2 separate regions of the Mus musculus genome follow, and region 2 is linked to region 1. The links are chromatin contacts, found by POLR2A ChIA-PET in ENCODE. All regions are on one chromosome and are shown on one strand. The core of a region is the stretch at or near the end of the contact, and the rest is flanking DNA. Distances in the headings are between cores, read along the strand shown.

Evidence for each region. ChIA-PET counts read pairs that join two places held with the same protein, here RNA polymerase II (POLR2A).
Region 2: POLR2A ChIA-PET joins it to region 1 with 14 read pairs in embryonic stem cell. The contact joins the promoter of Fgfr1 here to the promoter of Letm2 in region 1. POLR2A ChIA-PET finds 5 or more read pairs at or near these places in 5 of 5 experiments (Patski and embryonic stem cell).

The regions. Positions count from the first base shown.
Region 1 is chr8:25,594,753-25,602,615 of GRCm38, forward strand. Letm2 (leucine zipper-EF-hand containing transmembrane protein 2) reads right to left here and starts at 2,744. Exons shown (of 11, transcript NM_001364069.1): 1 at 2,523-2,744; 2 at 1,610-1,693. The coding sequence starts at 1,656. It overlaps D830025C05Rik (a long non-coding RNA gene), which reads left to right and starts at 1,731. Exons shown (of 1, transcript XR_003947362.1): 1 at 1,731-4,455. It also overlaps a transcript of Nsd3 not described here.
Region 2 is chr8:25,515,701-25,523,563 of GRCm38, forward strand. It overlaps Fgfr1 (fibroblast growth factor receptor 1), which reads left to right and starts at 3,059. Exons shown (of 18, transcript NM_010206.3): 1 at 3,059-3,729. It overlaps Gm31288 (a long non-coding RNA gene), which reads right to left. Exons shown (of 3, transcript XR_003947368.1): 3 at 3,988-7,863. RefSeq lists promoters at 2,224-3,198, 2,984-3,198.

The DNA.
Region 1 (7,863 bases), core at 1,494-3,993:
GCACCATTAAAACTATACTGGGAACCAAAGCCAAAAAAAAAAAAAAAAGTTCACATATGCTAGGCAAGTGTTCAAATAGCTGAGTTGTGCTCAATCATTGAACATATTCTTATGAAAAATATCAGTAAGTTAATTCTGAAGAGTAATTTGCTATAGCAAGTTCCAAGTTCTGAAACTATTAATGTAAACATCTAGTGGCCAGTGAGATAGTTCAAGGGTGTAAAAGCACTTGCTGTCAAACCCTGGTTAAATCCTTGGGACCCGGATGGTAGAAGGATAGAACTGACTTTCATAAGATGCCCTGTGATCTCCAAAAGGGTGTCAGGGGCATGCTCTTTTTGAGTAGTTAAGCAACAAAAAGATTTAAAATGTCTTATTAGAAAAAGTATCTATTCAAAAACATATTTCTGTCAGGGATGATATGACAGTACTGTCTCTACTCTCATAAAGTAGCCGAAGCTCTGACTGTTAGCTACTCTACTGACAACCAAGAACATTTTGATGAAACAACTTCATAGTCCCTGTGAGGATTAACCAATCAGGTGATACTGTTTTGTCCATGTGTCTATAGATTCCCTCAAAGGGATGAAATATAATCTCCCTGAAATTACTCAAGAGACTTTGAAAAATAGGAATTAGAATTGAGCACTTCGACCAATGGTTTTTATATTCTAATCCTGTAGTTAAGCTAGAACATAAATAAAACACAGCCAAGTAGAGATAGCACCAAGCAGCCAGTCAGTCAAGAGTGGTGCACACCTTTAAACCCAGCACTCAGGAGCAGAAGTGGGCAGATGCCTGAGTTGGAGGCCACCTTGGTCTAGAGTGAGTTCCAGGACATAGATACAAAACAAACAACAAAAACAAAACCCCAAGACAAACAAAAAGAAAAAGAAAGGAAGGAAGGAAGGAAGGAAGGAAGGAAGGAAGGAAGAAAAAAGAAAGAGAAAGAAAAAAGAAAGAGAGAAGGGGAGATTTTTGTTGTTGTTCTTGGCTAAAGGATGGCCTTTTCCCATTCTTTAATGCAATTTTTAAACATATCAAAATATAGCCTATAAATGGACAAAAGGAAAAATATACAATGAATGTGGCAAGTGGTGAGTGTTCAGTTAATCTTCTGAATGCACAAGTGAGATGACAAGGGACCTTAGACTGGAACATGTCCTGGGCTAAGCTTGTTTAAGAGCCATTTTACTTTTCCTTACACCTGAGGTCCTCGTGTAATCTTCATCAATAACAGAAATGCCACTCTAAAACTGTCTCATCTATTTTCCTCTATCATGTATTTCCAAAATTACTCAGCTTACATTCTAAAGCAGTTCAAATTAAAATATGTTCTTCCTTGAAATGTATTGAAAACTCAGCAAGGTTTTCTGTACTAAGCCAATCTTTTTGTTTTGTTGGTTACTTCCTTTATTTATTTATGTATATTTTTGAGACGGTCTTGATATGTAGCCCAGGCTGGCCTTGAACTCAGAGACCAGCCTGCCTCTGTCTCCTGAGTGCTGGGACTAAACGCATTTGTCACCACGTCTTTTACAACACATGTTTTTCATATAGATGCATGAGTTTATATACATTTTTTTTTGTGGGAAACTCCAAGCCTTACCTTGTCCAGAAAATAGCTAAGAATGAATTATAACTGTAGAAGGCCATGTTTATTTTTTTTGTTTCAACTAACCAACACAGAGACCTAGGCAAAAGAAGCAAACAATTTAGTATTTTAAAAAGGAATCAATTAAACATGAGAATTTAGGTGGTTTTTTTTTTTTTTTAAGAAAAACTAAGGCAAAGAGAGAGATTTGCATATTCAAGGTGTAAAATTTCCTTCAAGTTCATTTACAAAAGCCTCAGTATTTTCTTAGCTCTGGATTTGAAAATGGTACTTTTTCGATCCAAACACACAGAAATGGGTTCTAAGAAGATGATCCTGAAGACGATGTGGCCTCCAAAGGCTTTTTTTTTTTTAATTTTTTAAATTTCTGGTCAATAGTGTCTAATAATCTGCTGCGACGGTTAAAAGGAGAAAGACATCTTTATCTGTAACCAGAAAATACAAGTAGAAAGTAAGCACCCTGGATTCATTTACCACCAACCCAAAAGTCTAAAAGTTCTCACTAATTTCATGTGGGAACAGCGAAGACATAATGGTATCTACTAAAGGCTCAAGCGCAGATGCAGAATCTCCAGAGTCCGAACTAAGCTCTGTACCTTTAACTAAAACCGTTCTCCACCCCGAGCCGCTTCTCAGCTACTGGCATAACACTGCGATCTCGCAATCGTGCCGGAAGGAGGTTCCCCAGGCCCTCAACCCCACCCTATGGAAACCTCAGCTAAAAAGTAAACATCGCGAACCGGGCACAGCACCTCGGAAACCAGCCCCACCGCGGACAGCGCTCCTCCGGAGGGAGGCCGGGCCTGTTGCGGAGGCTCCCCAGCCCTTGGCCCCGGGGCTACGGGCCACTCCCAGGCAGTCTGCCCGGCGTTTCGGGGGAACCCCACGCCCAGCGCTGCGGGGTTACCTCTGCACCCCGCGCTCGCCGCACCGGTGCAAAAGGCGCCCTCGGCTCTCGGCCGGTAGTCTCCGCGGAAAGTGGGGAGGACTGCGGTGGGTCTGGGGATTGTTGGAGTGGGGTCAGGTACACCGTAGGGGAGAATGTCCAAAGTTTAGGGGAGAGATCGGGGTTGACGGGAGACGCCGAGGGAGCCCTTGTCCGCTGCGAGGTGACTAAGGCCCCAACCCTACCTTCCCAATTCCTCCCCGCCCCCACGCTAAAGGGGCCGGAAGCCCAGTCTCCATGGTTCCACCTCCTGCGCCTCGCCCTGTGACGTCACTCCGAGTGACGCCACTACCATCCAATGAGCTCTCAAATCCTGGGACTGGCTCGCGTCCTTCACGGCAGCCGCGCGGAAGGCAACAAGGTCCCCCGCACGAGCCCGCGAAGTCACTTCTGGGTCGGAGTTAGTTGAGGCAGCGTCTGTACTACAGGACCAAAGCTGCGTCCCCCCCCCCCCCCTGCCTGCCCACATTCTGTAGTCTAGCCAACTCCTCGAGAACTCCTTGAATGGAGGCCCTACCAGAGTAAGGTCTGATAGTAGCCTTTGTAACCCAAATTGGAGTCACTGATGACATCACTTTGATGATTCCGTTCCTCACCCTTTAGTCTCCGAAACTGCCTAGAGGTCTTGGGTTGGCGAAGGAGGTTGTGAGGTCCTGGTGGCAGAGGGGCAGCACTGAGAAAAAAAAAAAAAAAAAAAAAAAAAACCTTTCTTCTGCGGGGTCGAAGGCTGGAATGCTTCTGAAATCTTCATACGGAATTTGATTTTTCTCTTTAAAAAATGGTTTCATGTTGTCGCTTATCATTAGTTGTGTAGAAATCTCAACATTCAAAAATATATTCTAGAGTACTTGTTAAATAAGATAGGCATTGTGGGTTTGAGGACGTTTACGTTCCTAGGGCGGGCAACTAGCCATCTTGGGAAAGTTAAAGTTCTGAAAGCATTCTTGTTCCTATTTATCTGTTTTTTTTTTTTTCAATTTCTTTTTATTTTGCGGGGTTCTTATGTAACACGGGCTGGGCTGGAACTCAATAGGTAGTAGCAGAAAGTGGTCTTGAACCCTTGAACCACCTGCCTGCCTCCCCAGTGCTTAGTTACAAGTGTGTACCACTGCAGCCATCTTTGACTCTATATTTTAGTTTGCTTGCTTATTTATTTATTTAGAGACAGGGTTTCACGATGTAGGCCTGGCTGGCCCAGAACTCGTTATGTAGACCAGGCTTGCCTTGAACTCACAGAGATTCATTTGCCTGGTCCTCTAAATTGCTCAGATTTAAATGTGTGCACCACCATGCCTGGCTCGAGCTTTCTTCAACTTTTCTGAGAACTCTGATGATAAAATTATGAGCTGTACAAAATAGAATAAGTTTTGAGGGCTGGGCATGGTAGTGCATGCCTTTTATGCCAGTACTTAATAGACAAGACTGGCAGATCTGTGTGAGCTCAAGGTCACTCTGGTCTACAAAGTGAGTTCCAAGACAGCCAGGGCTACACAGTGGGATCCTGTTTCAAAAGAACTAAAAAAGAAAAGAAAAAAAGAAATGGAGGCCGTTTTTAATCCTAAAAAAAAAAAAAAAAAAAAAAGTATATTTCAACTAACCGAATGGACTACTTAAAATAAGCAAAACTTTTCAGTTTGGCCACTAGGGGTCCCTTTGTGCATGTCAGGCAATTTTCCACTAGGGGTTCTGTTTCACAGTCTGATCATAAAGAATTGAAATTTACAAAACTTAACTCCTCCTTCCCCGCCTTGAGACAGGGTCTCACCATGTAGCCCTGGCTGGCCTGGAACTCACTGTGTAGACCAGGCTAGTCTCGAACTCACTGAGATCCTCCTGGCTCCTGATTAAAGAGCTTATTATGTCCCATAATAAAGAGATTATGTCCCATGCTAAAGCTTCCCTCTCCTTGTTTTCTCGCTCTGATAATTCCAAGCTCTACAGTAATTATTTTAATATTTGTCAAATGCAAAAACATTCTTATCATTTTACAATGAAATATCTTATGGAAAAATTCTTATCCATGAATTATATTCACTTACAAGCAGGTACAGTAAAATGTATTATTTAAAAGCCAGATGAACTATCCCATACCCAGTATTTGAAACATAAAGAAGATTTTTTAATCTGGTCACAAGTTAACAATCCAGTTCTTTTAAGAAGGGTTGGGGGGATAAGAACCCTGATGAGACCCATTTGTTCAAAGCAATGAATACTTTCTCCAGGTTTGTATACTTTATCAGGTTTGACAATTTGGTGTTTAGGATAAATTGAATATATTTTTACCACCATAACCTGGAGAAACCTCTTCTGCTTCTGTCTTGATAAGCTGTTTGCTCGTTTGCTATTGAAAAGAGTAAGCATGGTTTGAACCTCAGAATAGGTTAGATGATGGAAACATAAAGTATTATGTGTGGGTAAATTGGGGAAGGAGGATTTCTGGGTCTAACAAGACTTAACAGATGAACAGTAAAGTGGTCTAAGGAGGTAGCTCATCTGAAAAGGTGCTTGCAGTGCCACTGATGATGGGAGTTCAAGCCCTGTAATACGGTGCAAGTCTGGAGCTAGCTCCCACAAGCACTCCTCTCATATTTGCACACACACAAAATAACACAAAAATCAACACTATTGTTCCTGTGCATGGTGGCACACACTTTAATTATAGCACTTGGCAGGCAGAGGCAGAAATTATATTAGGTTGAGGCCAACCTGGTCTTCACAGGAAGTTGAACAGCCAGGGACCCTGTCTCAAAAAAAAAAAAAAAAAAAAAAAAGACTTTTCAGGGCAATTGTGGTGCATGCCTTTGATCCAAGCACTAGGGAGGCAGGTGGATCTCTGAGTTCAAAGCCAGCCTGGTCTACAAAGGGAATTACTCCAGGACATCCAGGACTGTTACACAGAGAAATTCTGTCTCCAAAAACCAAAATAGAGACCAAACCAAAATAATAATAATAATGATAATATCATCAATGGAATTATTTTCATGATCACTTTTAGTATGAGTGCCCATTAAAATCAGTGAACTGCAGAGATTTTTCTAAAATTCTGAGGAGGTGGGCTGGAGAGATGGATCAATGGTTAAGAGCACTTGTTCTTGCTGAGTGCAAGGGTTTGATTCCTAGCACCCAAGAGGTTGCTCACAACCATCCATAACACCAGTTCCAGTAGATCTGACACCTTTTTTTGACCTTTTCGGGGACATGGCATGCACAAGGCACACAGATATATATGTGAGCAAAACACTGATAAACATAAAAATATAAAATATTAAAAACAGTTCTGAGGCAGGGCAGTGGTGGTGCATGCCTTTAATCCCAGCACTTGGGAGTCAGGGGCAGGTGGATTTCTGAGTTCAAGGCCAGCCTGGTCTACAGAGTGAGTTCCAGGATAGCCAGGGATACACAGAGAAACCCTGTCTCGAAAAGACCAAAACAAAACAAAAAACAAAAAACCCGCCGGGCGTGGTGGCGCATGCCTTAATCCCAGCATTTGGGAGGCAGAGGCAGGCGGATTTCTGAGTTTGAGGCCAGCCTGGTCTACAAAGTGAGTTAGTTCCAGGACAGCCAGGGCTATACAGAGAAACAATGTCTCGAAAAACAAAACAAAAACAACAACAACAACAAAAAAAAAACCAAAAAAAAAAAAAACAAAAAATTCTGAGGTGGTATTTGAAACACATCAGGAAATTTCCTTTAATGGTAGCAAATGTAGTCTCTATGGAGAGGAGGTTGACACTTTTTTTGTTTTGTTTTGTTTGTTTGTTTGTTTTTCGAGACAGGGTTTCACTGTATAGCCCTGGCTGTCCTGGAACTCACTTTGTAGACCAGGCTGGCCTCGAACTCAGAAATCTGCCTCCGGAGTGCTGTGATAAAAGGCGTGCACCACCACGCCCGACTGGAGGTTGACACTTTGTAGTGACAGGGTTCGGTAATTCTCAGAACAGAAAGCAAGAGTGTATCGGTTTCCTCATTTGATGGCTACGTATGTTTCCTTTGTAAGTTCTCGTTTCTGGGTTGGACCTTCTAAGTAATTACCAGGCCCCAAGAAACTACATCTGCACACCCCTTCAAGACTGTTTACCCGGCCCTGTCACTGGATCACTCGTATTTCCTAGAATGGGAAGGGCAAGGGGTTTGCAGAGGACTGCCTCCCTTCCTCTCACTCTCCGGTGATCGCTCTGGGACAAATATCCCCACGTCACTCAGTGCGGAGCTCTGGCCCGGAGCAGCGCAGGGCCGGGGCACGTGACCCGCCCGCAGTCCTCGCTGTGGCCCGCGGCCCGGGATGCAGTCGCGCTGACGTCCTCCCGGCTACCCACAAGCCTCTGTACCCCGGTGCGGGCAGGAAGAGGGCAACCGGGTCCAGTGGCTGCCCGGGAGATCGGGGTGCCTTCTGTTGCTGGACGCGGACTGCCCGGCAACCCCCGGGCACACTGGCGGCTACCGGTCTCTCTCCCGGGGAAGGAGACTGCCCCGGCTCGGGCTGTCGTCCTAACGTGCTGGCCCGTGTCTGGGACGCCGGGGCCAGGGCGCTCTGCTGACAGCTGTCAGGCTGTCAGTGACTCCCGGGCACTCCCCGGTCTGCGTCACCGCGTACCGGTCATCAGGTTCTTCCTAACATCTAGGAATGGTAGCGCAGGGCCACTCGAGTACCATATGGCGTCTAGTACGTGCTGCCGTTTAGTAAGTATTAGCCTCGCAGGCCCGACCTGGCTGCCCCTCCGCACCAGCCCTTCCTGTCCCTCTGCCTCATCGCCTGCGGTCTCGCGTCTGCTCCAGACTCTCGCGCGCCCCTCCTCTCCGCGGCTGACGAGCCTCTTCCTCCTTCGCTCTCAGCGCCGAGCTCCGGACTGCATTTCCCGGCAGGCGCCGCGGCCAGTAGCCAATAGGAGACCTAGGATTTGGCGGCGGCGGCGCCGAACGGGGCGGGGGGGCTTTGTGCGCGGAGGCGGCGGCGGCGGCGGCGACGGCGGCGGGAGCTGGCGGCGCGGAGATCCGGACGGAGGCCGAGACCGGGGCTGGGTTGCCGGGTGTCTGCTGGGAGAGGTGTGCAGCTTTCGATCAGAACCCTGGGACCCTGCTGCCCTTCGGGGCCGCCAGCCTCCGGCTCCTCTCCGGCACCAGCAGCTACGCGGCGACCCCCGTCCGGCCGCCTCCCCTTCGCTCCGCGTCGCCCGCAGCCTTCCGTCTGCCCGCAAAACGAGCCCGGCCGGCCGGGCCGTGGCCGTCCTCAGTGCCGGCCGCCATGGCAGGGGTGCTCGGCGCGGGGGAAATCTAGTCCGAGGATTTCATGCGGCCTAGCTCG
Region 2 (7,863 bases), core at 1,809-4,308, 79 kb before region 1:
GAGAGAGAGAGAGAGAGAGAGAGAGAGAGAGAGAGAGAGATCTAGGCATGCACATATGCATATCACCAAGTCACATACCCAGCCCAGTGCTGTATTAAAATCCTCTTGTTTTAGAAGGGCCTGGGAGTACAGGCCTGAATCTCTGCTTTGTGAAAGGTTGATGTCGAAGTTTGATGCTCACCTGACTGCCTAGTAAGATCGTGTCTCTAAATAAATAAAGATTTTTTTTTTTTTGTCAGAAGAACTGCTGAGATGAAGTGTAATGCTCCCGTCCTTAGGAACAGTGGACAAATGTAGTTGGCCCTGGGTAGTCAGTTCTGCATTTTCCATGACTCCCCTTCCCCACAATTACCCAAGTGGTAAGGTTTCTTTCTCTGGTAATGTAAGGATCTATGATTTGTCAAAGAATAATACTCCATACTCTGGACTCAAATAGTATGTAAACGTAAAGAGTGTTTTATTCTGTAGTAGTCTAGTATGTTGGGGTCATGGGAGCATGACCAAGATAGACAACCAAGTGAGCTTGCAGGCCTGATTTAAAGTACATCAGGGCATTCCAGGGGTAGGTGACCTTTATCTTGTTCTATCTCTAGGGACATTCCATTACCAGGCCTTGGGGGCTGGCAGTGTTGTTGGGGAGATCTGGAAACTGTTGTTGACTGATTGTCCTTGCCTCAGACCAGCTTCTGAGGCCTAGACTTGCCTGGACTTACCCAGTTCTTAAAAACAGAGATGCAGGCCTCGTCTCCTGAACTGTCAATGGAAAGCCTGTCATAGAGTCAGCCTAGCCTTCTCAATAACCCAGGTTTCTCACATGCAGCTGTTCCCCAAACAACAGATCTATAGATGTCAGGAAAACTCTTGAGACAGATGAGATAGATTCGGGACCACTGTCTTAGAACAGTTCTGCAGCTTGCTGGAGAGAACCCACAAAATAAAAAAGACAGCTAGTAAAACTATGCTAAATATCAAATCAGTAGATACAGTGGGAGGCAGAAACACCTCCAGGTGGCTGGGCCGAGGCAGAGAAGGCTGTTTGGTAGCTTCTATGAAAGAATAATTGGGACCAGACTAAAAGCCAAGGGACTGAACAGGGCAAGGATATTGCTATGTGGGTAATAACTCTTAAATATTAGCTGGTGTTCATTTATTCCACAGAGTCATTTCTGGTTTTTATTTTATTTTTTTGTTCAAAAATACTTCCTGAATATTTACTTCCTAGGCACTCAATAAATGTATTCTCTCTTTACCCCTCCTCCAAATCTGAACCCAGATCATTTTGTATATGCTAAGCACACTCAGCTAAACATTAAGCTTTGGTGGGTGTGGTGGTGTCTTACAAACTGTTGTCTCAGGAGGCAAGAGGCAAAAGGTGGGAGAGTCCTTGAGTCTGAGGCTACCCTGGGCTACAGCATAAGACTATCTCTAAAAGCAAAGACAAAACAAACAAACAAAAACCAACCCAATAAACCAATAATACACCAATAAACTCATCAATAGCCCTTCTTCTTTTTCCTCCACCCTTTACTGGAGATAAACAAATGTGATAATATCTCCGTAGCTTCCCATTTTTTCACCTGGTGGTCACATAGAAAACTGTCTTAGAAACTCTTAGTCTTCAATGTGGAGGGAAGAGTTGGATTGTTTGGTATTCAAGCTGTCATGGCTTGCTCTGTGGAAGCGGAATAGAACAGTCCCCCTCATGATGGCTTTCACATGTGTGACCCTTTTGGCACACTTACATTCATTCAGTCTGCTTCTCATGGGGGAGACCCATAGAGGGACTAGATCTTATCAGATTCGTGACATGCCCAAAGTCTTTGAGTGGTGGAATTCACACCTAGTGTGACATATTCCACCCTTCCAGTGGTCCCCAAGTAGACATCACATCACAGTCACCAGGAAAATTTGCAGAGCCCCCACCCCACTGCTATGCAGCAAACCAACAGGTACCAACCACCTAGTCAGGTCTAGAGTGTGCTGGAATCAAAGCACTGTCTTTGCCTTTGTCAAAGCTGCATCGCCAACCCCTGTGTTTGATTTGTTTGAGACAGGGTCTGTAAGCACAGGCTGTCGTCTCAGTCCCTATGTGGCCAACGGTGATCTTAAGTCTCTGACCCTCCAGGGCTAGGATTGCATATGTACATCATCATTTTAGACTGCTGGAAAGTGAGCTCCTGCAACGAGGCGAAGGCCCCACTGGCTGTCTCAGAATTGTTAGCATGCTTCATCAAAACATCGGGATTTCTCATGTCCAAGCAGGATCAAAAATTTTTATTTTTTAACAATCTCAATATGATTCACGTCCACTGGACTCATTGGATTAAAGAGCCACAGATTAACATCTCTGTGGAGGGACCTGGTGGGAAGGGCATTTCAGCGATTTTCTTTGAGGTTCATAGTATACTGTGGAGGCTCTGGTTTGACTCTGATTAATTCCTAAGGCAAACAAAACAAAACAAGCAAGCAAGTAAACAAACATCCCCCCCCATCCGAAAAAAAAAAAAAACAAAAACCCCTCCTCTCTTCGGTTGCTTCCTGAAAGCTGGTGATTTCTAAGGCTACCATGAACAGCACTGTAGAATTTGCAGGGTCCATTCCAGCGTGAACCACAAAACCTAAATTATGTGGCTGGGGAAAGTTGAGATCCAAGGAAAGGGTCTGAGGGGGAAAGTCAACCGATCCATCAATAAAAACAGTTCGTATATTGTAAGCTATGTGAGGGTCCTATTTATTCCTTTTAGAGACGGGAAAACCGAGATTTAGAGCACGAAAATCATACCCCAAGGCACAGAGATAACCAAAGACCAAGTTGCCCAGTGCAACCTCAAAATTATAGCCAGGCACCCGCCCCTCCCCACCCTCCACTCCTGTCCCCAAATCGCTGATCTACACACAGTCTGAAATTCGGGCGCCCTCCAGGCGAAAACTCAAGTTAGACCAGACTGTAGAGCAGTTCTGCTCGCTCCAGGCTTCTCCGGGGCTGCAGCTTGAGAACTACAAGGCCCAGCAGGCAACTGCAAGGGGAGGAGGAGGAGGTGGGACTAGCGCCGGGTGGGAGTGAGAGAGCGAGCCCTCGCGCCTCGCCGGCGCACAGCGCTCGGAGCGCTCCTGCGGGTACTTTGGCGGGGCTCTCCGCTGCGGGCGGCGCGGAACGGGAGCCGGAACCCTGGTGCAGCCGCTGCGTGCAGAGGACCCGGGCTGCGCAGGGAAGCGGGGCCGAGACGTCCGGACTGGACTGAGACTGTGCTTAGCGCATTGCGGCGACCTCGCCTTTCCCGGCCGCGAGCGCGCGCCGCAGCTGGAAAAGCAGCGGAGACCGAGGACTTTTCTCAGGTCCCAGGGGCGCACCACAGCCGTGCTGCAGTCAATGCACGCCGGAGCCCCAGGAGGGGTGATGGAACTCGGGCTGCCAGAAGCCTGAGACGCCGCCACCGCCGCCGCTGCGTACTGGAGAGCGGGGGGCGCACGATCTGGGGACCCCGGGCGGCGGACCCGAGCCCTCCCCCCCGCCCCGCCTCCGGGGCACCAGCTTCGGCTCCATTGTTCCCGCCCGGGCTGGAGGCGCCCGGCTCGGAGTGCCGCCGGGAGTCGTGCCTCGGCCGCGGAGCCCTCGAGACCCCATCAGGATCTGAACGGAGCCCGGAGACGAGCGGCGGGAGCGCAAGACACAGACACCCGCCGCGCCACGGCGAGCTCTCCAGAGGCGGGACCGCAGCGCCAAGTGAGGTAAGAGTCGCCGGCGCCCGCAGAGCCGGCTGGCTGGGCGTCCCGAGCGGCCCCCGCGCTTCGCCAGTCGCAGCCCGCGCCTCCCTCCTCCAATCCCCCACCCCACCCCCGACTCCGCTCCCTCCCCGGCGCCCCTGTCCCTCCTCCCTCGGCCAGTGTCGCTGCCCGCGCCCCCTCCCCGCGCGCTGGGCCCGCTGCTGCTGCCCGCTGCCTAACTTTTCCGCCAACTCGCGCTCCGGAGCTAGCGAGGAGGCTGCTGCGCTCCGAGTCCAGACCCCGACCCTCTTGGCCCAGGAGAAGGCGGCGGAAGCTGTGTGTTCCCTACTGGGGAGGAGGGCGGGAATGGGCCGGGAGATGGAGGGTGTGTGTGTGTGTGTGTGTGTGTGTACATCATCTATCTTTTGGTCCTCTTGCGGATTCACCCCGTTTCAGCCGGTGGCTTTAAGCTCAACACCCTACATCTGGGATCTTTTCAAGTGTTTTCCTACCTCCGGGCAAGTCTGGGGTCCAGGTTGGGGGGTTGAAGAGGAAAGGAAGTGGCGGGGAAGGCTAGCTTGTCTTGGAATAGGTTTGAAGGAGGTGTCGTCACCAAATGGCTGAATCGGCTTTAGCGGAGAGCGAGCAAAGATTCCCCCCCCTTTTGAGGGGTGATGGTGGTGGTGGTGGTAATGTTCTATTTTATCTTAGACCTAGAGGACTCTTGAAGGGGTCTGGAGAAGCGGGGGGTGGGGGGTCTCGGGGTCTGGATCGTTCTGGGAAGTGGAGGAAATGAGGAGAACTTGTCCGGTGCGGAGGAGCCCTCTTCTGCCCGCTTGTTGCTTCTCTGGCCCAGACCCCCTCTCCACACCTCCTGTGCCTCCTCTTGTAGTGTCTCCGGCGGGGTAAGACAACCTAGTACTCATATTTTTAGAGGAATTTACTGACTTTTTAAATATATAGATGGGGTTTGTAATAAACAGTTACCCACCCAGTGAGGCAGCTGGACACCTTGGGAGTGCAGGAGGGAGTTCTCTTTCTCTGGGCCTAGTAGAAGCTATTAACTCATTTGCAAAGCATTTCGACGGCGTTTTTCTCCCCCACCCCACCCCCCATTTCCCAGATGTAGCTGCCGCATCTGGTTCCGTTTCACCCTACACGGGTACACCGCAGCCACATTATTAAACATCCCTCTTCCTCCCCTCCCCCTCCTAAATTAAAACTGAGATTCTTTAGCACCACCGCCACCACCACCCCTTAACATTTCTTGAGACGTGGAGCAGAGGCTTTGGGATTGGAAGAGAAAAGCAAGTTATAGATCCCAAAGTGATTTTGGATTCCTTCACTCTCTTGCTGGTGGCCGACGATGGGGGGGGGGGGAGTGCGGGGGGGGGGCGGTGTTTAAGAATCTCTGGACCCTCTTGGGAGCCGCTTGCTTACTAGAGGTGGCCTTGGTCGGTGGGTCTGGGCCAAACTTGGCCCTGACGTGTCCTGGAACCAAGTATCGCCTCTCCCTTTAATTATAGTTGGAGCATCTGTCTCATGTGGACACCGCGGGCCCACCTATCGCCACGCGTCCAAGTCCATCTTGGGGGGGGGTGTTCCGTCCTCCATTTGGGGAGTAGAGTGCGATACCTGGTGCTGTAACTGCCAGAGGGACCTTGTGTTTTCAGTGAGTTTCCTGGGTTGCAGCCCTCAGAAGCTTAAAATGGAGTGTTTTTGCCGTTTAAACAATAACTACAGGGCCAGGGATGGAATGTCCATTCTTTTGGAAGGGGGGGGGGCAACAAAACATCCTAAGGGTCCATCCAAAGTTAGCGGCTGGGTGGGTATAGTTTGCCGGTGCCTCTCACCCTCTCCAGTCTTTTAAATTGAAAACACTTCTCTGGTTTCCTTCTTAGGGCGGTAGTTTTGGAGGCTGTAATGAAATCGCACTTTCCCTAGACATGGTAATTAAGGTGACTGTTTCCTTCCCAGATGTGCTCTGGTCTTTGCACCTCCGGACCATTGCTTTTTTTGGAATAGTATCTAAATTGTAGAACCATTGCCCTGAGATGGTTGAGCAAAAAGTGGCCAGTCTTCCTCCCTTGGCCAGGCTCTGGGTTTCCTCCTCTCTGGGGCTTCTTTTAAAGCTAAGTAGCTGGCCCCTGGGACCTGCCAAGGTCTAGCCAATTACCCCCACGCTGGGGTGGTGTCTCTTCCTTTCAGTGACCTAAGGCCAACGGCTCAGCTCGACTAATACCCGTCAACTGTGCTGATGGCTTGCCTCCCTCCCTAATGGCTTGTTTACATATTTCCCCAGTTGGGACACACTCTGGGGACCCAGATGACCCCAGAGTGCTGGGTGTTTGGGGACCCTGAGTTGCTGTCTGGGGCTCGGTTCCAGCCGGAACAGTTACACACTTCATCAGTGACAAGCTACTTAAAATATGTTGCGTTTACCCTTAGTCATAGCTGAACGTCAGCTTTTCAGTGAGGAGCAGTGGATTGAGAGCCGTGTGTATTTCCAATATGAGTTTCAGGGGTATTTTCATTCACAATGGGAGGTTGGAGGAACTGCTTCCTTTGGCCCCATGGTATATAGTCTTGAGAGGGTTGTTTTCCTTGGCCCCAGGCCGTGAAGCAATGGTGGAAGGTTAAGTCAGTGTCCTTTGAATAGCAAGTGAAGCCGAGGGGCTGAAGAAACAGAGGAGCGGCACACTTATCACCATCTTCTCACCTATTAGAATACATATTGCCACCCTAAACCCCAGCTAGCTGACTTCAGAGTGGACTCCAGATGAGGGAATTGAATGGAGCATTGCGTAGGCAAGACACCAACCTTGGAGACCAAGACAATCCACGGAGTGCACTGATAGCCATCCTCTCTTTGCTTATTTGTGATACTTACCCCATGCACGGCTCTTAAAAGCTTGTTCCAGAAAAAAGAAAGAAAGAAAGAAAGAAAGAAAGAAAGAAAGAAAGAAACTTGGGCCTTAGCAACTAGTGTCTCTGAATGTTTTTTTTATTTCACGTTCATTTTTTTTTTCCTTATTAAAATCACATTTATCTACTCATCTATTTATGTGGGCACCCCAGTGCTCCAGTGGAGATCAGAGAATAGGTTGCAGGAAGTGGTTCCTCTGGCTGGAGAGATGGCTCAGCCGTTAAGAGCACTGGCTGCTCTTCCAGAGGACGCAGGTTCAATTCCCAGCATGCACCTCAGGCAGTTCACAGGAAAGGTACTGTCTCTGAAGACACCTGCACTGGCATGCACATATCCACACACACCATATATGTGTAAAATAAAATAAAAAGGAATTTGGTTTTCTCCCACTATGTGGGTTGGATCTAAGAGATCAAGTTTAGCTGCAATCCCTCCCCTTCTTTACCTGCTGAGCTATCTTGCTGGCCCCAAAGGCTCTTTTCTTGCTCCAATTTTTGTAATCTCTTTGATCAAAATGGCTGTTGAAGGGTAACACCTGTCATCTTGATGACCTCCGTGCCTCTGGGTAGAAGTCTGAGGAGCCCCAGTTCAAGGTCATCCTGCATGCTGAGTTTGAAGCTGGCTTGGACCTCCTGACGACCTTGTTTCCTTCCTGGAAAGTCTGGGCCTGAGCTACAGGAGGAAGAGCAGTTTGGATGGACTGTGATGTCTTGTGAAAAGGCCACACTCCTGTCACTTGGGAGGAGTTTCATTTCCTCTTGGGAAATTTGTATTGCAAGTCTCCCCTTCTCCAGGGTTCTGGAAAGGGTCTGAATGCACCGGGAGGAGGCCAGGTGTGGAACTTTAGAAAAGGTGCTGGTGTTTCCAGAGGGAGGGATTAAGTGCCTCATATGACTTAGGATATTGCCCCCCACCCCTAATTCACACACACACACACCCCACCCCAAGTTTGCATTGGCCTTAAATAGAAATTCTTAGCTTACTACCATTCCTCCAAGAAGAAGCCCCAGTCCCCCAGCCCCCAAGCCTGGAAATTTAAATAATGTTCACCCGAGTAAGGAATTCCAAGATTACACTGGTAACACTGGACACCTGTGTTATGTCCTGTCTTCAGCAGCTAAGCCGTTGTTTCACTCGCTGTGTTCTTGTTACTGTTTGTTTGTTTTTTAGATTTAGGTCTACATGTATGTATGCGGATCACACGCATTTCTGACCCCTGATGCATTTAGAAG